Linked DNA regions of Homo sapiens: region 1 is linked to region 2. The links are chromatin loops, found by intact Hi-C in ENCODE. Cell type or tissue: natural killer cell. All regions are shown on one strand. Each heading gives the region's core, and the rest is flanking DNA. Links, peaks and the distances in the headings are about the cores only. Region 1 has its middle 77 kb from the start of CARD11. Region 2 has its middle 41 kb from the start of CARD11-AS1.

Evidence for each region. A loop is a pair of places that touch in the nucleus more often than their neighbours do. Peaks named below come from ENCODE experiments on the same cell type or tissue, not always from the same donor. Only the 100,000 strongest peaks of a DNase experiment are listed, where the experiment ranks them.
Region 1: it touches region 2 in a loop (2.4-fold over the local background); 1 of 110 quality-filtered maps calls a loop at or near these places.

What each region holds. Positions count from the first base shown.
Region 1 is chr7:3,119,247-3,122,156 of GRCh38, forward strand. No RefSeq gene overlaps it. Among named protein-coding and RNA genes, the nearest start is that of CARD11, 77 kb to the left of the region's middle. In natural killer cell, for the core only: no CTCF peak of the experiment used is centred there; a DNase peak (open chromatin) is centred at 1,455; H3K27ac peaks cover 1,726 bases.
Region 2 is chr7:2,901,532-2,904,441 of GRCh38, forward strand. No RefSeq gene overlaps it. Among named protein-coding and RNA genes, the nearest start is that of CARD11-AS1, 41 kb to the right of the region's middle. In natural killer cell, for the core only: no CTCF peak of the experiment used is centred there; a DNase peak (open chromatin) is centred at 1,660; H3K27ac peaks cover 1,537 bases.

The sequences.
Region 1 (2,910 bases), core at 212-2,711, 220 kb after region 2:
CTGATAATACTGCAACTTGAACCAGCTGGGGTGCATGCGGATGCAAAGAACATAAACACTGACGCAAACGGAGACAGCACCTTGTATATTTCCATTTCTAGGCAGTAGTGGCTTCATCATCACATCAAATTATTATTATTATTTGAGACAGAGTCTTGCTCTGTCACCCAGGCTGGAGTGCAGTGGCGTGATCTCAGCTCACTGCAACCTCCACCTCCTGGGTTCAAGCAATTCTCCTGCCTCAACCTCCCGAGTAGCTTGGATTACAGGCGCCCGCCACCACGCCCAGCTAATTTTTGTTTTTTTTAGTACAGACAGGGTTTTACTGTATTGGCCAGGCGGGTCTGAGACTCCTGACCTCATGATCTGCCCGCCTTGGCCTCCCCAAGTGCTGGGATTACAACCGTGAGCCACCGTGCCTGGCTGACATCAAATTATAATGTGGTTGTCAACCAGAACTGAAGTGAGAAGGCAAGCATGTGTCACTTCTGGAAACCCACACAGAAGCTAAAAAAAACCTCCTTTCCTAGAAGCTTCCATTAAAACCCTCCTCAGGGCTCATTGGTCTATTTTGCAAAGCTCATGTGGTCATCTCTGAATCCATCACAGTCTAGGGGATGAGACTACATTGGTCAGATTAGGCCTGAGCTATCTACCCCTTCTCTAGAGCCAGAGGTGGAGTTAGCTCCAAAGAATGTGCCTGAATGAAGGTTGGGAGACTCACAAAGATTTAGGAAGATAACACTGCAAAGCACTAGACACACAGGGAGCACTCCATAAGTGTGAGCTAATTACTGGCCATTATTGTCATCCTGGTGAAATCTGGTTAATCAAGAGTCTTATTCTACTGAAAATGTTTATGTCCATATGCCTCCATCATCCTCACCATCATGATCCCCATCATTATCATCATCCTCACCATCTTCTTCATCATCATCTTCACCGTCATGATCACCACCATCATCACCATCATCTTCATCACCATTCCCTCTTCATCATCATGTTCATCATCATCCTCACCATCATGATCATCATTATCATCGTCATCTTCACTGGCACCATCGTTGGCCAAGTGCCTACTGTGTGCTGCTGGCACCATTTCAGACACATTGCAAACCTATATCTAATCCTTGGGACAACTTGTGAAACAGGATATCACTAGTTGCCTACCCCCAGTGCATTCTCCCCCTTGTTCCTTACGATATAAAATCCTGAGATTTCGCTTAATGTGGCATGATACCAAAGATCTAAAACCTACACTAATAAAAACAAACAAAACCTACTCATCCAGTTGGGCATGATGATGCAAAATTGTGAAACAGTTAGAAATAGATGTAAAATGTCCTATGCAATGAATAGACAAAGAAAAAAAAACCCATACGGTACCAGCTTCCTTTGCAGTTATGTGTGGTCATGTGACATAATCTAGCCAATGAGATAAGAGAAGTCTGCCAGAGACTTCTGAGAAAACCTCACCTCTCTGCTGCAGGCACCATCCGTTCCTCAGTGCTACTTTCCTTTTCTTCCTGCTCGCAACACAGGCCCTCAAAGCTGTGGAAGAGAAACTCTCTCATGATCATGAAGGAGAAAGACACCCACTAAGAAGGACAAAAAGGGGAAGTTTGGGACATTGAGGCTACCATGGACCAATTCACCAGCCCTGGGATGCATCCTCCAGCACCTCATTATGTGTTGAGGGGAAGAAAGGCACCCTCTTTGCTGAAGTCACTGAAGTTGGGTTTCTGCTGCAGACAAGTGAATACAGCTTCTAAAAGGAGATTGCTGGACAAAATGAGCCCTGTCATAGATGAAGAAACCAATGCACAGAGAGGGAAAGCATTTACTCCAAGTATGAAATTCAGGCTCCCAAACCAATGCTCCCACCTTAAAAAGCAGGGAAATTCTGACACAGGCTGCCAAATGGATGGATCTTGAGAACATCCATCTTGAGATGGTGCAAAGTGAAACAAGCCAGTCAGAAAGGACATATAACGTATGATTCCACTTACGTGAGGGACTTGGAGTTGTCATATTCATAGAGACAGAAAGTGGAATGGTGGTTACCAGGAGCGGGTGGAGGGAGAGCAGGAGTGAGTGGCTAATGGGTGCAGAATTTCAGTTTGAGAATATGAGAAAGTTCTGGAGATGGATGGTAGTGATGGTTGCAGAACACTGTGAATGTGCTTAGTGCCTCTGAACTGTGCCCTTAGAAATGGCTAAGATTGTAAGGTTTTTGTTATACGTATTTTATTGCAATAAAAACATATGATGTGGGAAAACTTTACTAAAAACAAAACAAGGGGCGGAGCCAAGATGGCCCAATAGGAACAGCTCCGGTCTACAGCTCCCAGCGTGAGCGACGCAGAAGACGGGTGATTTCTGCATTTCCATCTGAGGTACTAGATTCATCTCACTAGGGAGTGCCAGACAGTGGGCGCAGGACAGTGGGTGCAGTGCACCGTGCGCAAGCCGAAGCAGGGTGAGGAATTGCCTCACTTGGGAAGTGCAAGGGGTCACGGAGTTCCCTTTCCTAGTCAAAGAAAGTGGTGACAAACGGCACCTGGAAAATCGGGTCACTCCCACCCCAACACTGCGCTTTTCTAACGGGCTTAAAAAATGGCGCACCAGGAGATTATATCCCGCACCTGGCTCGGAGGGTCCTACACCCACGGAGTCTGGCTGATTGCTAGCAAAGCAGTCTGAGATCAAACTGCAAGGTGGCAGCGAGGCTGGGGGAGGGGCGCCCACCATTGCCCAGGCTTGCTTAGGTAAACAAAGCAGGAGGGAAGCTCAAACTGGGTGGAGCCCACCACAGCTCAAGGAGGCTTGCCTGCCTCTGTAGGCTCCACCTCTGGGGGCAGGGCACAGACAAACAAAAAGACAGCAGTAACCTCTGCAGACTTAAATGTC
Region 2 (2,910 bases), core at 124-2,623:
TGGGGAGGAGAGGGGCAGGTTTGGGAGTAACAAGGTGAGTGGGTTTTAGGCCTGTGTGGACTGGATTAGTGTCCCTCACAGGATGGGGGGGTGGGGATCAGTCTGTATCTTGTAGAGGTGGTGGGGTCCCAGCACCAAGCGTCTCCCCAGACTCTCCCGGGGAAGAACCACCGTGGTTCACAAACCACATGCACTACTCTGCAGTAAAGAACAGCGGCCCTGGGACCAGGTTCCCAGAGCTTAGGGTGTAACCGAGACAGGTGAGTCCACCATCCACACTGACCCCTGCCCCTATGGTTGGACAGGCCGAAATGGAAACGTCCCAGGCCAGCGCCGCCAGCCTGCTGTGGCCATCACGAAGCCCCGTCTGTGTGCGTGCACCCTCCGGGGAGGGCCGTGGGGCTCCCTCCAAGGAAATCAGTGCATGGCCCCTCTTGGGGGACTATCTTGCAGAGAAGAACTGTTCAAAATGATGCTCAACAGTGATTCCCTGGAAATGACGGCTGTCTACCAACAAGGACTGGTGACGGAAGGACAGGCCAGCACCGGCAGAGCACCACATGGCTGTCAAAAGGAATGCGAGAGGCCGTGCGGTGGCTCACTCCTGGAATCCCAGCACTTTGGGAGTCCGAGATGGGACCATCTCTTGAGGTCAGGAGTTCCAGGCCAGCCTGGGCAATGTAGTGAGACCTCGTCTCTACAAAGAATGTTTAAAAATTAGCTGAGCATGGTGATGCATGCCTGTAGTCCCAGCTACTAGGGAGGATGAGGCTGGAGGATTGAGCCCAGAAGGTTGAGGCTGTAAGTGGGCCATATTCATACCACTGCACTCCAGCCTGGATGCTAGCTTAAGAGATATGCCTACCTTGGCCTTCCAAACTGCTGGGATTCCAGGTGTGAACCCCCACACCCAGCCTGTGATGGCTTTTGAGAACAGCATGGTGGCATGATGCCAGGGCTCAAAGACATCTCACTCCTGCATTCACCCCCTCCCCAAAGCAGCCCCCTTCCTGGGTTGGGTGAGAAAACCAGCGTTTCTCAGAATTGTGACCTGGTTAGGTAGAAGCCCAGGGCCAGCGGGCCGACACTACCAGCGGGTGAGCAGACCGACTCTTCCAAGAGAGGAAATCCTGTAATCCCAGCACAGTAGCTGGGACTACAGGCATGAATCACCATGCTCAGCTAATTTTTAAATATTCTTTGTAGAAACAAGGTCTCACTACGTTGCCCAGGCTGGTCTGGAACTCCTGACCTCAAGTGATCCCAGCACTTTGGGAGGCCGAGGCAGGCAGATCAACTGAGGTCAGGAGTTCGATACCAGCCTGGCCAACATGGTGAAACCCTGTCTCTATTAAAAATACAAAAATTAGCCGGGAGTGGTGGTGGTGCACACCAGTAGTCCCAGCTACTCAGGAGGCTGAGGCACAAGAATCATTTGAACCTGGGAGGTGGAGGTTGCAGTGAGCCAAGATCGTGCCACTGCACTCCAGCCTGGGTGACAGAGTGAGACTCTGTCTCAAAAAAAGAAAAAAAAAAAACAAAAACGAAAACCAAAAACAAAACAAAAGCAAAAACAAATGCAACCAAACAAAAAACCACAAACAAGAGAGGAAATTCACATCCTCTCAGTGTGGTCATTATGTCACCCAGCCACCCAGCCCCCAGCCAGCCACTGCCTGGGACACCAACCACTTCCTTGGTCCCTAGAAGAGCAGAGGGGACACACGACCAAAGGCCCTGGGACCCCAAACAGCACCTCAGAAATGGAAAATCCAGCCCCGAGCTTACAGTTGCAAATCAGCAGACCTGGGTGAAGTTCCAGCTTACCAGCTGTGTGACCTTGGTCAAGTCACTTAACCTCTCTGAGCCTCAATTTTCACCTGTATAACATGGAGAAGAGTTTGGGGATAAGTAAAATAACATTTACAAGGTGCTCAGCACAGAGGAGGAGCTCAAAAAACATTTGCTCATATTTGCCAAATCCCAGAGCAATAGTTCTTTATCTTTTTGGGATTGCAACACCCTTTGGGAATCTGAGAAAGGCTGGACTTTCTCCCCAGAAAAGTGTGTGTCTACACATACGACACAATTTCCAGTGCTCGCCTCTCACAGTGGCTCTGGGCTGCGTGGCTGGTGCCCATGGTGTGAACCAAGCATCGTTGTGGCATTGTCGGCTTGGCACAGGCATCCAGAGCCTCGGGCTCCAGGCTTTGCTGTACGGGGAGCTTCCCTGAGCCCTGGGCTGGCTCTGCAGTCAAAACTCAGCTTGCAGGCCCTTGTGCAATACTTGGACTTGCAGGCAGACGGTGCAAAGAGCTCCGTGCCTCCCTCCCCGGCCTCCCAGACCCCACTCGGCTCACCAGGCAGACACAGGGGTTGCTGGCAGCTGAACAGGCAGGACCTGGGGGCTGAAGCCGATGATGCTGGAGGTCTCCTTGGAAATCCTCATGTGGACCCGTCCCCGGGGTGCCAACCCCACTCCCCTGCTGCCTTCACCATTTCATCAGAGAAGGGAAGGGAAGAGGGAACCTCATTCCAGCCCTCGGCCCCTGCCTCCTCTCACCCGCTTATTAGCAATTATCCACCCCACAGCCCTGCACTCTCGATCCTGGTTAAAATCACTCGGGCAAGGCAAGGGGGAAAAGAAACCCCACCACAGATTCTTTTCAGATATCTTTCCCTACGCACAGCTTATCTCCACCCCACTTGTCCTCCCAAATGACATGCAAGCCACCTGTTTGCTTATTCTGCTCAGCCACCCGAGAGTTCTGAAGTCAAACAAATGATATAAATCACTCAGCTGGCTTTTTGTCCGAGACTCCTTCCCGGTCACGTCTGTCCACTCAGCACGGAGCGCTTTACGAGGAAGCACAGCTTCCAGGCCGAAACACGAAGCCCTCGGCTTGGGGG